2 separate regions of the Homo sapiens genome follow, and region 1 is linked to region 2. Evidence: chromatin loops called from intact Hi-C (ENCODE). Cell type or tissue: gastrocnemius medialis. All regions are shown on one strand. Each heading gives the region's core, and the rest is flanking DNA. Links, peaks and the distances in the headings are about the cores only. Region 1 overlaps GOLGA3 (golgin A3). Region 2 holds the start of ZNF140 (zinc finger protein 140).

The links. A loop is a pair of places that touch in the nucleus more often than their neighbours do. Peaks named below come from ENCODE experiments on the same cell type or tissue, not always from the same donor. Only the 100,000 strongest peaks of a DNase experiment are listed, where the experiment ranks them.
Region 1: a loop joins it to region 2, with 25 times the contacts of the local background. A loop is called at or near these places in 7 of 110 quality-filtered maps.

Annotation. Positions count from the first base shown.
Region 1 is chr12:132,760,022-132,769,365 of GRCh38, reverse strand. It overlaps GOLGA3 (golgin A3), which reads left to right. Exons shown (of 24, transcript NM_001389683.1): 24 at 1-452. It overlaps ANKLE2 (ankyrin repeat and LEM domain containing 2), which reads left to right and starts at 7,534. Exons shown (of 13, transcript NM_015114.3): 1 at 7,534-7,748. The coding sequence starts at 7,568. RefSeq lists enhancers at 1,294-1,343, 1,454-1,503, 6,866-6,965, 7,320-8,188 and silencers at 7,116-7,405, 7,496-8,085. In gastrocnemius medialis, for the core only: a CTCF peak has its summit at 800 (motif pointing left); DNase peaks (open chromatin) are centred at 785, 2,075 and 2,465; H3K27ac peaks cover 3,271 bases.
Region 2 is chr12:133,076,676-133,086,174 of GRCh38, reverse strand. ZNF140 (zinc finger protein 140) reads right to left here and starts at 5,252. Exons shown (of 5, transcript NM_003440.4): 1 at 5,103-5,252; 2 at 4,846-4,902; 3 at 2,946-3,072; 4 at 2,614-2,709. The coding sequence starts at 4,854. RefSeq lists enhancers at 5,264-5,463, 5,534-6,223. In gastrocnemius medialis, for the core only: CTCF peaks have their summits at 5,067 and 5,271; DNase peaks (open chromatin) are centred at 5,444 and 5,904; H3K4me3 peaks cover 3,912 bases; H3K27ac peaks cover 2,142 bases.

The sequences.
Region 1 (9,344 bases), core at 1-4,000, 310 kb after region 2:
TTCCCTGAGGTCTTTAAAAACAAAAACAGAATGTTGTACGTGAAGATTCTAGGAGGGGAGGGACCAGCAAATCTGAGAGAACCGTCCTGGGGCCTCCCTTCGAGGAGCCCTCTGATGTGAGGAGGGACTTGAGTTGAGTGACGCTGTGGTGTGAGGTGTTCTGAGCTCACTGACCGGAAGGTCCAGGTGAATCTCGTCATAAGTGATCTCAGGCTCTCACAGGATCCGGAGGGAAATGTGTTAGAGGGTCTGGAAAATTCAGTGCTTTTGAGTTACTTGTTTTTATTAAAAATTTCCTCACAAAAGAGAGTCCTCAAGTTGTGGCTGTTCTTGGGAAAGGGGTCACCGTGTCTGACAAAGTGTAACTTTAAAAAGCACGTTGATTTTTTACAAATGTAAGTGTGCTTGGGAATTCCTTAAATTTTGTGCAATAAACTATTTTTTGGTAAAGATTTTCATATTCATTGGAAGCTTCATTTTAATAGTTATATTTTGTCGTTTGGCAGTAACTTTTTAATCTCATGTTATTACACACTCTGTTCAACACGTGCTTTAAAAGAGAATTCTACTGTCCTGCCGGTTTCTGGCAGGAGTGAAGCAAACTTCTGTGGCTTGTGACCACGGCAGACGCGCGGCACCGCCTCCTCCGTCCTTGGCCCACGCTTCGCTTTGCCCGTTGTCATTTGCCAGGAATACAGAAGGAGGGGGAGCAAGCTTCCCGGTGAACCGGGGAAGGATGGTGACCGCTCTGTGCTGCGCCTCCTGAACTGGGTCTCATCATCCAGGTGCTGCCCTCTGCTGGGCCTCCCCGGTGACAGTGGAGTCATGACTCTCAGACCTCAGCAATGTGACTTCCCAGATTCTCGTCTTTTTCATCCATACTTTGATTTTGGTCATTAAGAGTTAACCAGGCGTAAGCTGGGTGTGGTGGCTCACGCCTGTAATCCCAGCACTTTGGGAGGCTGGGAGGGGGTGGTCACCTGAGGTCAGGGGTTCAAGACCAGCCCGGCCAACATGGTGAAACTCCACCTCTACTAAACAAAAAATTAGCCAGGGCGTGGTGGCGGGCGCCTGTAATCCCCACTTGTCAGGAGGCTGAGGCAGAAGAATCGCTTGATCGGGCAGAGGTTGCAGTGAGCCGAGATCACACCACTGCACTCCAGCCTGGGTGACAGAGCATGACTCCGTCTAAAAAAAAAAAGAGTTAACCAGGTACAGAGTTTTCAGTTAGACGTTATTAGAGGCCACCATGGTTTAAAAAGTACAGAAAAGGGGCAGGAAGTGGTGGTCGCTGGGCTTGGCCCTGTGGGATTAATGCACTTCTTCCTGTGAGCGTTACCAGCTTCTGTACCCAGAGAATTGCTACACAGAGTAAAAATTCCCTGACCACCTTCTGTGGCCTTAACTTTCTGAAATATTAAGGATATAATTTTTTTTGGTCTATAGAACCCTTAAGGGGACATGTATGTATCTGAACTTTTTCCTTTTCTCCATGGAGTTGCTACGTGTTTGCAGGCACTGCACTGACAGGTATATTTTAAGCTGTGTCTGTCTCAGCAGCTCGAAGCTCCACGCTGCGTCCTGCTACAGAGCTCAGCAGTGGGTGTCAGGAGTGGTTTTGGCAGAGATGAATGGGTCACTTCTTCCTGGCTTAGAGTGGCGGCAGGTACTGTCAGGAATTTGGGTTGAGTGTAGGACAGAGGACGTATCGCTGATGGGAGGCTCAGGATTTTTTTTTTTTTTTTTTTTTGGAGACGGAGTCTCACTCTGTGGCCCAGGCTGGTGTGCGGCGGCGCGATCTCGGCTCACTGCAAGCTACGCCTCCCAGGTTCACGCCATTCTCCTGCCTCAGCCTCCTGAGTAGCTGGGACTACAGGCTCCCGCCACCACGCCCGGCTAATTTCTTTTTGTATTTTAGTAGAGACGGGGTTTCACCGTGTCGGCCCGGATGGTCTCGATCTCCTGACCTCATGATCCGCCCGCCTCGGCCTCCCAAAGTGCTGGGATTACAGGCATGAAGGAGACTCAGGATTTAAAAATTACCAGGTCACTCAGAAATCTGAGACCTCGGGTAGTATTAGGAAGCAGGCCAGGCACAGTGGCTCATGCCTGTAATCCCAGCGCTTTGGGAGGCTGAGGCGGGTGAATCACTCAAGATCAGGAATTTGAAACCCGCCTGGCTAACATGGTGAAACCCCATCTCTACTAAAAATACAAAAATTAGCCGGGCGTGGTGATGGGCGCCTGTAATCCCAGCTACTCAGGAAGCTGAGGCAGGAGAATTGTTGAAGCCGGGAGGTGGAGGCTGCAGTGAGTGGAGTTCGTGCCGTTGCACTCCAGCCTGGGCAACAAAGTTGAGACTCGAGATAAAAAAAAAAAGCAGGAAGCAGATAATGGGGGAAACTAAGACGACTGCACTTCCGCCGTCTAGCTTGATGGATAAACATGACAGTTGCTGGCAGCGTCCCCAAGCCTTTCCCAGATGACGAGAGCAAGTCCCAGCACTTGGTGGCGTCTACAGTCGGGAGCATTTGTTGGAACTTGGCGGCCTCTACACAAGCTTCCGTCTGAGGGGGAATGTTGCAGGTTGCGATAAAGAGCATACTTGGGCAGTGGCCTTTCTCCTGGACACAGGGCAATGTTAAACTGCTGCTGGGCCGCCTCTGCCCATGTTTGCAACGCCCTCTGCTCGCCTGTGTGTGGGGGCGTCCTACAGCCCTCCTCCTGGCAGTGCCCTCTTCACCTCTGTGTGGGGGTGTCCTACAGCCCTCCCCCTGGCAGTGCCCTCTTCACCTGTGTGTGGGGGCGTCCTACACCCTTCCCCCGGCTCCACCACTGGCTGCCGGTGACCTTCACAGTGTCCACATCTCTAAGTTCTGACTCCATCTGAAGTGAGGGCTGAAGGTGGCGGAACCTCTGGGAGGCGTGAAAGCCGACTGTGGGCGCCCAAGGCAGCTGAGGGCTGGCGATGCCCTCGTTACTGATGAGGTGGGAACCTCTAGCCCCAAAGGCAGCATGTCCTGGTGGCACCTGGGGAGGCAGCTCTGGGAGCACCACCAGGACACCCATCTCCGCGGCCATCGGCTCAGGGATTTGCGGGAGATTGCTGGGCTTTTCTACACATCGTCGGGGTTGGATTTCACCTTCACATGAAATAGATATATTTTGAGACGGAGTTTCACTCTTGTTGCCCAGGCTGGAGTGCAGTGTCTCGATCTCAGCTCACTGCAACCTCTGCCTGCCAGGTTCAAGTGACTCTCCTGCCTCAGCCTCCAGAGTAGCTGGGCTTACAGGCTCCCGCCACCACGCCCGGCTAATTTTTGTATTTTCAGTAGAGATGGGGTTTCACCATTTTGTTCAGGCTGGTCTTGAACCCCTGACCTCAGGTGATTCACCTGCCTCTGCCTCCCAAAGTGCTAGGATTACAGGCATGAGCCACCGCGCCCGGCCCACAGTGAAATATTTTTGAGTGTCATGTCTAAATGCCCTGAAACCCAGAGAAGGACAATCTTGTCTCTGCTCGCGGAGCCTCCCACAGCACTTCAATTGTTGCAAGATTTCCTTCTGAGCGTTAAACGTGCATTTCTGGAGACTGGATAGATACGTCAAGTGTATCTTCCCAATGCTTTCAAAAATGCCCCCATCTTCACCCAGAAAACAGACCCCCCCCCCCCGCCACCTGCCTGTCCCTGCAGCTGGGCGTCTGATGGTCACGGCCGTAGCTCCCCTGAAACCCCTCATTCCCCTGCATCAGCCCAGGTCCCACCAGGTTCTGGAGCCTGTACGTTTCCACTCAGGGCCGTTATCTCCACCTGAGGGCCTCTGGCGTCCTGCGGTTGCCGTCCCTGCCCCTGCATTTCCTCTGCTGAACCACTTGGCCTGGGCTGTTTTCCTGACTAGACCCTACTGTATGTAACATACGGCTGGGTTTCTACAAGTGCTAAATAGCCATTGATAACAAACTTAATAGACACACGGCCTTTAAGGAAATCCAATTAATATTGAAAAAGAAGGGGAAGAAAAGAAATTAGCTACTCCCTGCTCATCTAGGGCTTTTCCCAGCACGTTGGGAGTAAATCCTCGAGCTGTGAGACTTCAGCTTCCGCTCAGTCCCTGGGGCTCACATGGCCCCTTTGTGATCTCGGATCAGAAATGAAGTAGAAGTTAAATTACAACTAGGAATAAAATCAGGGCTGGGCGCAGTGGCTCACGACTGTAATCCCAGCACTTTGGGAGGCCGAGGTGGGCGGATCATGAGGTCAGGAGATCAAGACCATCCTGGCTAACGCGGTGAAACCCCGTCTCTACTAAAAATACAAAAAATTAGCCGGGCGTGGTGGCGGGCGCCTGTAGTCCCAGCTACTGGGGAGGCTGAGGCAGGAGAATGGCGTGAACCCGGAAGGCGGAGCTTGCAGTGAGCCGAGATCGCGCCACTGCACTCCAGCCTGGGCGACATAGCAAGACTCCGTCTCAAAAAAAAAAAAATTCAGAACGGCTCTCAGAAGAGGCCATTGATTCTAATAAGCTTCATTTTGTTCATTCACCGGAAATCTACTTCTACCTGCAGGAGTTTACGTCTCAAAGTTTTTCATTTCTACCTAAACAGTAGCTAATATAGGGTTGGCTTCTGAACAGTGGAGTTGTTCTCCATGTTTTCCTGTGATTGTTCCTTTCTCATTTAACTGGGAGTGGATGCATTACATGGGGGTGAGGGCATGGCCCTATCAGGACCCTGGCTGCTTACCTGGATTCCACAGAAGTCCTGGTGTCAAGGCTGGTGGAGCTGCTGCACCAGAGACCCTCAAGCATGAAAACAGGATTGACCAGGACAGCCTCACGGTGCCGAGAACGAAAGTGCCTTCCCTCTCCGCTAATCCACAGCGTCCACCTGCCCGAGAACAGCTCTCCCAGTCCCACCTTCCGTCCCGCTCTGAGGTGAGCGGGGAGAGAAAAGACAGGAATGCGCATTGTGGGCGCTTGGGCTCCGTGGCCGCGTCCATCACCGTCCGTCCACTCTCCGCTGCCTTTGCTTAGTCATGTGGTCGCTGGATGTGTTCAGGAGACGGCAGCGTCTCCACAGCCCACTGAGAGCTTCTGTAACTAAGAAAAAGCTCTTAATAACTTAATGGAGAGTGGACGCTGGGTGTCAACAGCTGACTACAGCTGACCATTTAACAAATCGGCTCTAAAGCCCTTCATGTATGGAGGCTCCGTAACGAGGACTTACATAATTACCTTTTTATGTATGTATGTACGTACTTGTTTATTTATTTATTTTTGAGACAGGGTCTCTCTCTCCCAGGCTGGAGGGCAATGGCGCAATCTTCGCTCACTGCAGCCTTGACCTCCCAGGCTCAAGTAATCCTCCCTCCTCAAGGCGTGTGCCACCACGTTCAGCTAATTTTTTAAATTTTTAGCACAGACAGCGTCTCGCCATATTGCTCAGGCTGGTCTCCACCTCCTGGGCTCAAGCGATCCTCCTGTCTCGACCTCCCAAAGTGCTGGGATTACAGGTGTGAGCCACCGTGCCCAGCCTTCTTGGGCCTCTTCTAAGGGAAGTATATAAGGCTCTGTCCCATGACCTATCACCTCCCACAAGCCCCACATCCTAATACCATCACCTTGGGGGTTAGGGTTTCTTTTTTTTTTTGAGACAGAGTCTCGCTCTGTCACCCAGGCTGGAGTGCAGTGGCGCGATCTTGGCTCACTGCAAGCTCCGCCTCCCGGGTTCACACCATTCTCTTGCCTCAGCCTCCCGAGTAGCTGGGACTACAGGTGCCTTCCAGCATGCCCGGCTAATTTTTTGTATTTTTTAGTAGAGACTGGGTTTCACCGTGTTAGCCAGGATGGTCTCGATCTCCTGACCTCGTGATCTGCCCGCCTCGGCCTCCCAAAGTGCTGGGATTACAGGCGTGAGCCACCACGCCCGGCCAAGGGGGGTTAGGGTTTCAACATACGAACGCTGGGGACAGACACTCAGAATACAGCAGAGGTGTACGTTTAACTTTGAAAGAAACTGCCTCACTATTTTCCAAGGTGGTTAACTCAGTGTTTGCTCTTGCCAGCAAAATTTGATATTGCCAATTTTTAAATTTTAGCCATTCTGGTGGATTTCAAGCAGCATCTCATCGTGGTTTGAATTTCCATTTCATCCATCTTCAAAATTACTGACCCTTTCTTCTGTAGTGCCCAACCAACCATTAGTACCATCCAATGATATTTTTTAAGAGATGGGGTCTTGCTATGTTGGTCAGGCTGGCGTGCAGTGGCTATTCACAGGCGAGATCACGCTCATGGCAGCCTCGAACTCCCGGACTGAAACTACCATCACCCCTCACGCTCCAGAGTTGCTGAGACTACAGACCTGAGCCACCTCGCTCAGATCAATTATGTTTTTAACCAAGGATATCAATTATATTTTTCAGGTCTTTCATTTTCATTTAATAATATCTAAATTAGGCGGGGCGCGGTGGCTCACGCCTGTAATCCCAGCACTTTGGGAGGCCGAGGCTGGTGGATCACTTGACATCAAGAATTCGAGACCAGTCTGGCCAACATGAGGAAACCCCGTCTCTACTAAACATGCAAAAATTAGCCAGGCGTGGTGGTGGGCACCTGTAATCCCAGCTACTTGGGAGGCTGAGGCAGGAGAATCGCTTGAGCCCAGGAGGCGGAGGCTGCAGTGAGCCGAGATCGCGCCACTGCACTTCAGCCTGGGCGACAGAGCAAGACACCGCATCAAAAAATAAATAAAACATCTAAATTACATACAGTAAAATCCTCCTTCCCTTTTTCGAGACAGGGTCTCACTATTAGGTTGGTGCAAAAGTAATTGCGGCTTTTACCATGACTTTCAAAATATTTGCCCGGGCTGGTCTCGAGCTCCCGGGCCGTGGGGATCCTCCCGCCTCGCCTCCCAAGGCGCTGGGACTCCGGACGCAGCCGCCGCGCCCGGCAAAATCCGCGCTTTCAACTGCGCGTCAGGGCCCCTTGGTGAAGGAGCGGGAAGCTCCGCCGGTCTCCATAGCGCCGGCGGCCTGTTCTGCGGGTTCGCGGGGGAGTGAGAGGCGCTTCCTCACTCCTGCTCCAGGACGGGACGACGGCCGCAAACAGTACTCGGGCTCGGAGCACACGAACCCGGAGGCCGCTTCGTTCTCGGAGACGCACAGCGCCCCACGGACGCCAGGCCGGGGCCGGGAGGCGCGAAGAAGCGCCGCCCCGCGCCCGGCCCCGCCCTGGTGGCCTCCCCGGGCCCCAGCCCCGGCCCCCGCCAGCACATTGCGCTCCCCGCGCCTCGCCGGTCCCAGGACCCCGCGTCGGGCTGCCCGCGCCCCGCCTGCCGCGCCCGCCCGTCCGCTCGCCCGTTCCCGCCCGCTTGGGTCCCAGGGCCGGGGCCGCGCCCTCGCCGGGCCTCCGCGAGCGGGGCCGCCGTCCGTGTCCCCCGCGCCGCCCCGGCCGCCTCGAGCGCGGCGCCGTCAGGCAGGGCGCGGGCAGCCCGGCGCGGGGTCCTGGGACGGGCGCGGCGCGGGGCGCGGGCTTCTCGGCGGCTGCGGCCCGGGCGGCGGCGATGCTGTGGCCGCGGCTGGCGGCGGCCGAGTGGGCGGCGCTGGCCTGGGAGCTGCTGGGCGCCTCGGTGCTGCTGATCGCTGTGCGGTGGCTGGTGCGGCGGCTGGGCCCGCGGCCGGGAGGTCTGGGCCGCAGCGGGACCCCAGTTCCTCCGCCAAGCGCGGCCGCCGCCCCCGCCTCAGGTAAGGCCCAGGCGGTCGCTGGGTCCCCGCACCCTGGCCCCTTCCCCGCCCCGACGCCCTCCTCGGGCCTGGGGTCCCGGCCGCGCCCCTGGAGCCGGCAGCAGTTGGGCGAGGCGGCCGGGGAAACCAGGGCCGGTCGGGAAAGGCCATTCCGGCCGCGGAAAGGGCAGTTGCGGGGACTTGGCTTCCCGGGCCGGGGGCGGAGGGGCCACGCCGGGTTCGGGGGTGAGAGCTTTCCCGGGCCCTGGAGCAGCCTCCGGGGAAGGCGGCGGGGGCCCGGCGAGGCGTTAGCGGAGACTCTTGCTGCGGTCTCTCGAGACCTGGGGAGGGATGGCCCAAAGGAGGGCGGCGCGGGGAGGAAACCCCTGGGTCCCGGATGTGTTTGGAACGTGAAGCCATTGCGGTTACTGGTCATGGAACATAAGGCAGAGACGGAAAAGGCAAATGTAACTCAGGGGTTTGGGGCCAGAGGAAGAGGGAGAAGGTGGCCATTTATTGCTTTGCGGTAGACTGTCGGGTCTGGGTGATGTGGAGATCAGAGGTGGGTTTTGGTCGTTTTAAGTTTGAGGTAACTGATACAGTGAACTGTGTATTTCAGCTCCATCCCCTTTTCCTGGCATACAACTCTTGAAATCCCGGGAACCTCCAAAGTGATGTCTTTTGTAGGCTGAGTGGACTGGTGGCCGGCAGCCCCTAGGGAGCTTCTGGATGGGGCTGGTCGCAGGAAAGACCAAGGCAGGGTTAGAGGTTCTGGGGACTTTCAGCCCCACCCCCAACCTCTGGGGAGGAGAGAGGGGTGAAGGTTGCGTTGATCACCAGTGGCTGATGAATCACGCCTGTGAAATGAAGTTCCTGTAAAAACCCAAAAGGGCTGGGTTCAGGGAGCTTCCAGATAGTACGTGGGGGTTCCTGGAGGCGGTGCCCAGAGAGGCCCTGAATTTCCAAGCGCTTCCCCCCGGTTTTACGTCACGCATCTCTTCACCTGTATTCTTTGTAATCCTTTATACTCTGCTGGTAAGTGTAAGTAAAACATGTCTGTGAGTTCGGGAGCCACTCTAGCAAATTACCGCAACCTGAGGAGGTCACCGGGTTACGCCCCGTCGGTCCCAAGCGCAGGTCAAACAACCTGGGCACTGGAAGTGGGGGGCAGTCTTGCGGGGCTGAGCCGTTAACCTGTGGGGGTCTGCTGGTATCTCCAGGAAGACGCTGTCAGAATAGATGACTGAATTAGGATGACAGACGACACCCAGCCTGTGTCCACTGCAGAACTGACGACCTGCGTGATTTGTGGGGAGAAAATCCCCACATACCTGGTGTCCGAAGCATGTTGCAAGACTAGTGGGAGAAACTGAGTTTGTTTTTACTCTAAATTGTCAGACTGTTAGTCACTGCGGAGAGGTGCTTTCTGATGATTGAGTGGGGATTCCTGTCCAATTGTGTGAGTTTGTGTCTCGGCCCTACCACTTTTTTTTTTTTTTTTTTTTGAAATGTAGTCTCGCCCTGTGGCCCAGGCTGGAGTGCAGTGGCGCGATCTCGGCTCACTGCAAGCTCCGCCTCCCGGGTTCAAGCGATTCTCCTGCATCAGCCTCCCGAGTA
Region 2 (9,499 bases), core at 3,480-7,479:
GATACATGCACAGTAACAGCATTGCTTGCAGTATCTCTAAATGTGCAAAAAACTTAAGAAGCCCTCAATAGTAGAACGAATAAATTGTGGTATACTTATCGTACAATGAAAAAAACTATTAGAGCAATTACGTTAAAAATTCTTTTAACTTTTAAAAAAATAGGGTCTTGCTGTATTGCCCAGGCTGGAGTGCAGTGGCACAATCATAGTTCACTGCAGCCTGAAACTCCTAGGCTCAAGTGGTTCTCTTACCTCAACCTCTCAAGTAGCTAGGACTATGGGCACATGCCACCATGCCTAGCTAGCTTTTAAAATTTTTTTGTGGAGACAGGGTCTCTCTATGTTGCCCAGGCTTGTCTTCAACTCCTGGCCTCAAGTGATTCTCCCAACTCAGCCTCCCAAAGTATTGGAATTATAGGCATGAGCCACCATGCACAGCCAAAAACATTTTAAAAATAATTTTGAGAAGCAAATCAATAAATACATTATAAATCTTTCTATATAAAGTTAACAAACACATGAACCTCAACTATAGTGAACACAAATGCAAAGAGCTGATGGAACAATAAAGAAAACCAAGGAAGCTACTTTACCATAAAAGCAAAGAGATGATTAGCTTTATTGGAGGGTTAGGATGAGCACACAGAAGGCTCTCAAGGAACCTAGCAGTATTGTGTTTATTGACCTTGGTCACGTGACTGTTTGCCTTATAATAATTTATTAAGCTGTACATGTATGTTCATGCATTACTTCTGTCTGTGTGTGATATTTCACAATGAAAAAAATTTTCAAAATAAGATCCTGGAAGGAATACATAAAAACTTCAAGAACTGTGTTAAAGTAGTAGAATTAGGCCAGGCACAGTGGCTCACACCTGTAATCCCAGCACTTTGGGAGGCCTAGGCGGGCAGATCACTAGGTTAGGAGTTTGAGACCAGCCTGGCCAACATGGTGAAACCCCATCTCTACTAAAAATACAAAACTTAGCCAGGCATGGTGGCAGGTGCCTGTAGTCCCAGTTACTCAGGGGGCTGAAGCAGCAGAATCACTTGAACCCAGACAGCGGAGGTTGCAGTAAGCTGAGATCGCGCCATCGCACTCCAGCCTAGGGGGCAAGAGCGAGACTTCGTCTCAAAAAAAAAAAAAAAGTAGTAGAATTAGAGGCAACTTCCATGTTTTCCTTTTTCCTCACTTCCTTTGTACATGCTTTTATCAGTTTTGTTATTTTTTAATTCAAAAAGGACATTTTTCCTCATTTGCTCCCACTAAACAAAGTTTCCCTGCACCTGTTCCATCTCACTGCTTCAGCCCACATTAGTACCTCCTTTGCAAATCCTTCTGGACATTCTCCTAAGGGACTCCGCAGCATTTCATATGAACCACTACTCTTCCTTAAAGCTACAGCTCAGTTTTCATGACATCTGTTTCATCAGTCCTAAGCTGCTGCCTCCTAAAAAGTACGCATTCCTCCTTTTCTCTCTAAAAATCAGTGTACCTCCATTAAACATGTGCTATAGAAGCAACTATAGAATTTACAGAACTTACAGAATTCATCACCTTTTCTCCAAAACTGACCCTTTTTCTGTCTTTTGTTTCTCTAGTACTATCTGCATCCAAATTACCCAAGCCTAAAACGACAACTGGAAATTCCTTTTTTCACTGCTGTACTGCTAATTTGAGGATATCTAATGCAAGCTATTTAGACACATCACTAGGCCATGAATTCCTTGATAGTTATTACACTTTTGCACACTCTCTAGTCTCTGTAGCACTTAATAGAAAGTCTTGAGAAAGATTTGACAAGATTAAAATTTCTGTAAATATTAAGAGTGTATGTGAAGGAATAAATAAATATCAATTAATCAAAGAGTAATGAATTAATCTTTTCAAGGTGATTAAATAGAACAGCAAAATATGTACTTTTAATTTTTTTTTTCTTTCTCAGGTTGAATTCAGGCAATAGAAATGTATGTCCATTTGAAGAAAGAAAGGAAAGAAAAAACAAAAAGAAATGAAATTCAGAGACCAGACAGAACTAACAATGGGAACAAAAAAGACACCTGTGAGAAAGAAAAGAAAGTATAAGGTGAGAACTGGTCGACTATGTCAGCTGTTAGGTAATATAGAAAAAACAGAATTGGGTATGAAGTAGTGTTTTATGGAGTTGTAAGTGAAACTTCAGTCTTTATACCTCTGGTATCTTTTTTTTTTTTTTGAGATGGAGTCTTGCTCTGTCTCCCAGGCTGCAGTGCAGTGGCGCAATCTCGACTCACTGCAAGCTCTGCCTCCCGGGTTCACGCCATGCTCCTGCCTCAGCCTCCCAAGTAGCTGGGACTACAGGCACCCGCCACCAAGCCCGGCAAATTTTTTTGTATTTTTAGCAGAGATGGGGTGTCACCGTGTTAGCCAGGATGGTCTCGATCTCCTGACGTCGTGATCCACCCACCTCGGCCTCCCAAAGTGCTGGGATTACCGGCATGAGCCACCGTGCCTAGCGTATCTCTAGTATCTTTAAGGGAAAATTTTCCAATCAACATATTAAAAAGTATTCCTTTTTCATTGACTAATTGAGTGGTTTTAAAAAATTTCCCCATCAGCTTCCAACTCACTCACCTGAAAACAGATCTCTTTTCACTTCCCTTTTCCCCAGCCAGGGTTCTTTCCCTTGCTCCAATAAGGAAACCACATCTGGCTTAGAAATGGAAAGACCTGCTTGCAGAAAATGAAATAAATTCAAGATCAGTCATTGAATCCTAAGAGGGGCCACAAAGGAAATGTCAGATGTAAGTTTTTAAAATGTCTAAAAATAAGGTGCAGTTACGTCCCCATCTTAAAACTAATTTTAAGAAACCCCATACCTCTCTTGGGAATATTCAGCCAGATAATTATAACAGCCACCCTAACGGTCAAATTTTGCCTTGAGGGAGATGAAGAAGAATACTTACCCAGTGAGACCAGATGGCCATAGTTCTCCAACATTACACATCTGTACAAATCTCTTTGAGCAGGCTGAAGCCATTTCCACTCCTCCTGGGAGAAGTCTATGGCCACATCTCTGAATGTCACTGACCCCTGAAATGACGGACAGATATTTGCATGACCAGCACGCATGCCCCCAAACTCCCTCATCAAGGAATAAAATGAGTCTCACTGTGGAGGTTAGGCAATGTGTCTAAGTAGTAACAGTGAGAGTTTTCAGAATTCTGAGTAATTATATAATGAAGAGCCTAGCTCTTGTGTTTTGTTGTATAACTGGAGAAAAGGAGAAAAACATAAATTATCTGTCCTGAGATAATTTACAATTTTATTCAAAATAAAGGATTATACACATGAACAATATGGATTTTTGGCATTGGTTGTAAAAATTCTTAAGATTTTACAGTATTCCTTTATGTTAATAAACAATGTATATTTTCCTTAATACCAGCCTATTTTAATATAATTCAGCCAGAATTTCTTCAGGGTAATAATTCGCTACAGCAGATAACAGCACCACCCTTCAAATGGGGCATACAGTCTCAAGTTTGTCACAGTTATCCCTAATCCTAAAGAAATACCTGTGAAACTTAGTGGTAATTTTAGCAATGTCACAGAACAAGGAGGATAAGCAATAAAGAATCTTGATTCCGCAAGAAGAGAATGTAATACCTCCCAGGACAGAACCTAAAGCACTTTCCCTCAGAGTTAGGGGGAATAATATATAAGCCCTTGCTTTGCAGCCTGGTTTTGCACCACTTGAGTGATCCACATTGATCTATAAGGCATGAATGGGAATTTAAAATGTCTCAAACTAGTAGCAGTCCCAGATGGATGGCAGTTATAATTTACAGTTTTGAAGTTTAATAAAAAAGTGATTAAAGACTGTTGACTAATAAAGCAGCTGTTTCCTACACAGCAAGATCTGCAGCAGAGGTGGAAATTGGATTCCCCAGCAAAACTCAGAGAACCTCTGAATTTGGAGAGAAGTATGACAAAAAGTAGGATAAAGAAGTGGAACTGAAATGAGGGACTCATTTTGAATAGTTGACCCTGTTATCCCCACTGCTGTGAAGCACAATTACCAGCCAAGCCCTTAGGCCAAATCAAAATAAAAATGTGTTCCTTATGTCATGTCTGAAAAATGAGCTCTGAGGATTCGGAGATTTTGTTTTGGTCACTTCTGCATCCTCAAGACTTAGAATGAGTTGCACATTAGAATCACTTGGAAGGACTGTTAGACTGCTGGGCCAAATTCTCAGTTTCTGATTCAGAAGGTCTGGGGTAGGACTCAAGAATATTCATTTCTAATACGTTCTCAGATGATGCTGATACTGCTGGTCCAAGGATCACACTGTGGGAACCACTGAAAGTAGAGGTTCAGTAAAAACATATTGAATAAATGAATAAAGGGGCGCTGGAGTAACGTAAAGCACTCCTCATTCTAACACTGTGGGAAAGAGGAGGCGATGTAACAGCTGGCACCCTACCCTCTCACCCTAAAACATGCCAGCCAGGTCAGAAACCCCGCCCACATCTGGATAGCTTCCTGTCACTCTCTTCATGTATACTTAAGTATAAGCACCTGAAAAGGAGGAACAAGGGACAGGGTCCTGGGGTTCTGCCAGGCAGGTGGTTGTAGGAGAAAGAAAGCCACGTCCCAAGTCCTGAAAAACACGGCTGCACTTCACAAAGAAAAGCGGAAACAGGCCAAGTGGGTTGGCTCACTTGAGGCCAAGAGTTTGAGGTTACAGGATGCTATGATCGCTCCACTGCCTGGGCGACAGGAGGAGACCCTGTCTCTCTCTTAAAAAAAAAATAAAAATTTATATATATATATATATATATATTTATCAATCATTAGCTTACCTGAGACATAGCTCACAGAAGGGAAGGAGGAGATCAGAAAAGTGTAAAATGGCAGACCTGGCAGAGAGAGAAAGGAGCCCTGAGCGAACAGGCCAGCTAGGCCGCGCCCAAGTCACTAGATTCCCGCACTGGGGATTCCCGTGGCCCCCGCTCCGCGCCTCCCACGTAGAGAGCAGGGCGCCCTGAGAGATCGCGCTTGGACCACTGGCGCCGGCTTTCTCTTCCTGCCACGGCGCGCCTCCCCAGAACCCCCTCACCTAACAGTGGCCACAGAAGGATGCGTTTCCGTGGTGCTTTCCGCCAGGTGGGCGTAGCGTTCCAGGGCTCCGGACCGAGTCACCGCCCGGGGCCATCCGGCGCAGACCGGGAGGGCTCCTTTCGTTGCCTACAGCCAACACAGGCCAGACGCTCGGCGCCGCCCCCCAGGGCCCCTCCGCGGGCGTCGCAGGAATTGCGTCTTCAGAAGCCTCGCCGACGTCACCCCAACCAGGCCGCCGGCCTCAAGAAACTACAATTCCCAGAAACCAATGCGGCCCTGCGCGCAAGGGCTTTTCGTTCCTACTGGAACTCCCAGAGCGCCTCGCTGCCGTGCCCAGAACGCCAGGAGACAAAGAACGAGGGCCTGCGACAACTACAATTCCCAGAGCCATCGCGGCCCGGTGCGCCAGAGCATAGGGGCTATCCTCCCACGCCCAGAGCCGAGAAACAAAGAACCCGGGTCCTAGGCAACTACATTTCCCAGAAATAACCGCGGCCCCCCGCGGAAGAGTACACAGACCTTTGTGTTCCTATAACTGCCAGAGTGTCTCGCGGCCAAGCGCACAACTAGCGGAGAAACGAAGAACGTGGAACTCAGGCCACCACACTTCCCAGAAACAACCGCGACCCCGCGCGAGAGAGCATATGGCTTTCCCCGCCCCACTGCAACTCCCAGGGTGCTTTGAGGCCAAGCGCACATCATCGAAAGACAAAGAACACGAGCTTCAGGCAACTACACTTCCCAGAACCTCTAGCGACCGTGCGCAAAAGAGCGGAGGACGTTCTTCCCCTACTACGACTCCCAGAGTGCATCGTGGCCACGCCCAAAGCCGGAAGACAACGCAGAGCTCTGGCGACTACATTCCCCCAAACTCCTGCGCCGCACGCCAGAGGGTATAGGGTTTTCCTCCCCTACTACGACTCCCACAGTGCTTCGCTGGCGTGCACACACGGCCCAGAGACAAGGAACTGGAGACTCAGGTGACTACACTTCCCAGAACACACCGCGGCCCAGCAAGAGCCCAAGACCGCCTCTATTAAACAACTAGGATTCTTAACAACGACTGTGGAGTCAGTACTTCAGTCTAAGACCTTTTGCTACTGGAAAGGGGTCCGGATCTCAGACTCTAAGAGAGGGTTCTTGGATCTTGCACAAGAAAGAATTTGAGGCGAATCCATAAGGTGAAAGCAAGTTTATTAGGAAAGTAAAGGAATAAAGAATGGCTAATCCATAGGCAGGGCAGCCCCGAGGGCTGCTGGTTGCGCATTTTTGTGGTTATTTCTTGATGATATGCTAAACAAGGGGTGGATTATTCATGCATCCTCTTTTTAGACCATATAGGGTAACTTCCTGACGTTGCCATAGCCACTGGTGGGCAGTGAGGACAATCAGGTCGTTCTCATCGCTATCTCGGTTTTAGTCGGCTTCTTTACTGCAACCTGTTTTATCAGCAAGGTCTTTATGACCTGTATCTTGTGCCAGCCTCATGTCTCATCCTGTGACTACGAATGCCTTAACCTCCAGGGAATGCTGCCCAGCAGGTCTCAGCCTTATTTTAACCAGCCCCTACTCAAGATAGAGTTGCCCTGGTTCAACCGCCTCTGACAGTGGAAGACGTAGCAATGAGGACAGCCAGAAGTCACTCTCATTGCCATCTTGGTTTTGGTGGGTTTTAGCCGGCTTCTTTACTGTAAACTTTTATCAGCAAGGTCTTTATGACCTGTGTCTCATGCTGACCTGCTGTCTCATACTGTGAGTTAGAATGCCTAACGGTCTTGGAACGCAGCCCAGTATGCCTCAGCCTTATTTTACCCAGTTCTTATTTAAGATGGAGTTGCCGGGTGCTGTGGCTCATGCCTGTAATCCCAGCACTTTGGGAGGCTAAGGCGGGCAGATCACCTGAGGTCAGGAGTTTGCAATCAGCCTGGCCAACAGGCCAGAGTGTAACCTCGTCTCTACTAAAAATACAAAAATTACCTGGGCATGGTGGTGGGTGCCTGTATTCCCAGCTACTTGGGAAGCTGAGGCAGGAGAATCACTTGAACCTGGGAGGTGGAGCTTGCAGTGAGCCAAGTTGGCGCTACTGCACTCCAGCCTGGGCGACAGAGTGAGGCTCCATCTCAAAAAATAAAAATAAAAAAAAAATACAGGCCGGGCGTGGTGGCTCACGCATGTAATCCCAGCACTTTGGGAGACTGTGGCCAGCGAATCACAAGGTCAGAAGTTTGAGACCAGCCTGACAAACATGGTGAAACCCCATCTCTACTAAAAATACAAAAACTAGCTGGGCGTGGTGGTGCACGCCTATAATCCCAGCTACTCCGGAGGCTGAGACAGGAGAATTGCTTGAACCTGGGAGGCGAAGGTTGTAGTGAGCTGAGATCGCGCTATTGCACTCCAGCCTGGGCGAAAGAGCGAGACTGTGTCAAAAAAAAAAAAAGAGCAAAACAACAACAACAAATAAAATAAAAAACAAGATGGAGTTGCTCTGATTCAAGCACCCCTGATGCTTTGGCTTCGTATAACTGTAATAACCAGAATCCTTGCAACGCTCCCAGGTCACCTTGAAACAGTGGTCTCAGAGGATGTGACTCCGAGTCCCTCGTGGCCTTATGGAGCGGCCCAGTCTCTACTTGGTACCGGCACAGCCATGGCTTCTCCCTCTGGGATTCCCCCAGCCTCGAGCAGTCTCTGAGCAGTCTCATGTTACCTGAGAAGGAACGCTGGAGCGGCCCTGGTTTTTCATGTGCTCCAGCTCGAGCCCTCCCCCAGAAGCCTTCTGGAAAGAGGCGCTGGATTGCACCTACAGGGGCTGGACGCCCAGTGACCTGGGGGCGCCTCTACTCCCAGCATTGTGTGGGGCACTGTCCTGGGCACGTAGGAGAGGTTTTGGGGAAGCAAGCCAGTCACATCCCTGTGCTTGAAGAGCACCAACTGTATGCTGAAATACGAGGTTAGGGAAGAGTCAACCCACTGAATCAAAGGAGTATTGTTCCAGATCGAGAGAACAGTTTATGAAAAAGAGAGACAAAAAAGAAAAAGCCCATTATACAAAATGGAAGAGGGCAAAAAAAGAGGAAATTCACTGGCCTGGTGAAAAGACATGAGACTGAAAAAAAAGTCCTTGTGAAGGAGCTTGGATGTCGCTCAGTAAGCTAGGAAGACACATTAAAATTCGAAGGAGGATGTGCGTAATCATATTTGCATTCCACAGCCTGTGTTCATGGTGAACTGAAGGGAAGAAGGCCACTAGGGGCAATAGTTAAATGTTCTGGAAACTAATCTGAACTGTTGCAGAGAATGGATTGAGGGGAATGAGTTAAGAAACAATTTAAGGCCAGGCGTGGTGGCTCACGCTTGTAATCCCAGCACTTTGGGAGGCTGAGGTGGGCGGATCACGAGGTCAGGAGTTCGAGACCAGCTTGGCCAACACAGTGAAACCCAATCTCTACTAAAAATACAAAAATCAGCTGGGCGTGGTGGCGCGCGCCTGTAATCCCAGCTACTCAGGAGGCTGAGGCAGGAGAATCGCTTGAACTCAGGAGGCGGAGGTTGCAGTGAGCCGAGATCATACCATTGCACTCCAGCCTGGGTGACAGAGCTAGACTCTGTCTCAAAAAAAAAAAAAACCATTTAAAGGGAGAATCTAAAGGACTGGGTGATGAATTGGATATCATCCAATTAGATGGAAGGGAAGGAAGAGCTAAGTTTCTTGTTTGGGTGATATGTTCACAGAATTTCCTTCTTTAAAGACTCTTATACCACAGCCTGTCCACTCTTCCGGTTTCAGCTTCCAGTTAGGCTACAGATGACTCACCCAGATCTCATAGCTATTTTGTTTCACTGAGATGATGAACCCAGGAAAAGAAACAAGTTCGGAAGAGAAGAAAATTAATTGGGGGACATGTAGAGAATGATGTGTGTGTGTTTAACTTTATTAATATTGTCCAAATTATCCTTTCTAACCTGGAATCTTGCCAAAGATTTCACTTCATTTCCCCACATCTTTTCTTCACACCGAAGTCAGCCTGATTTTTATAAAGCAATTCTGCTCATATTCTTCTGCTTAACATAACTTGATGACTTTTAATTGTTCTTAAGTAAAGGCAAAAGTCCTTACCATGGTCCACTGGCTGCAGGATCTTACTCCCATCTTTTCAAGCTTTTCTTACATGACTTTCCTCCTCTCTAACTGCACTTTGTTTCCTCAAATGTCACGTGTCTAAGGATCTTTGAGCACGTTAATTCCGTCTGAAAAAAAGGTGACTATCCCTTCACACCATAACCTCATTAGTTCATTTCAGGTCATCCTTTAGATTTCAGCCCAAGCAAGTCTTGCTCAAAGAAATGTTCTTTGATCCCATTATAATCAGTAAGGTCCCAGTGATTACACCC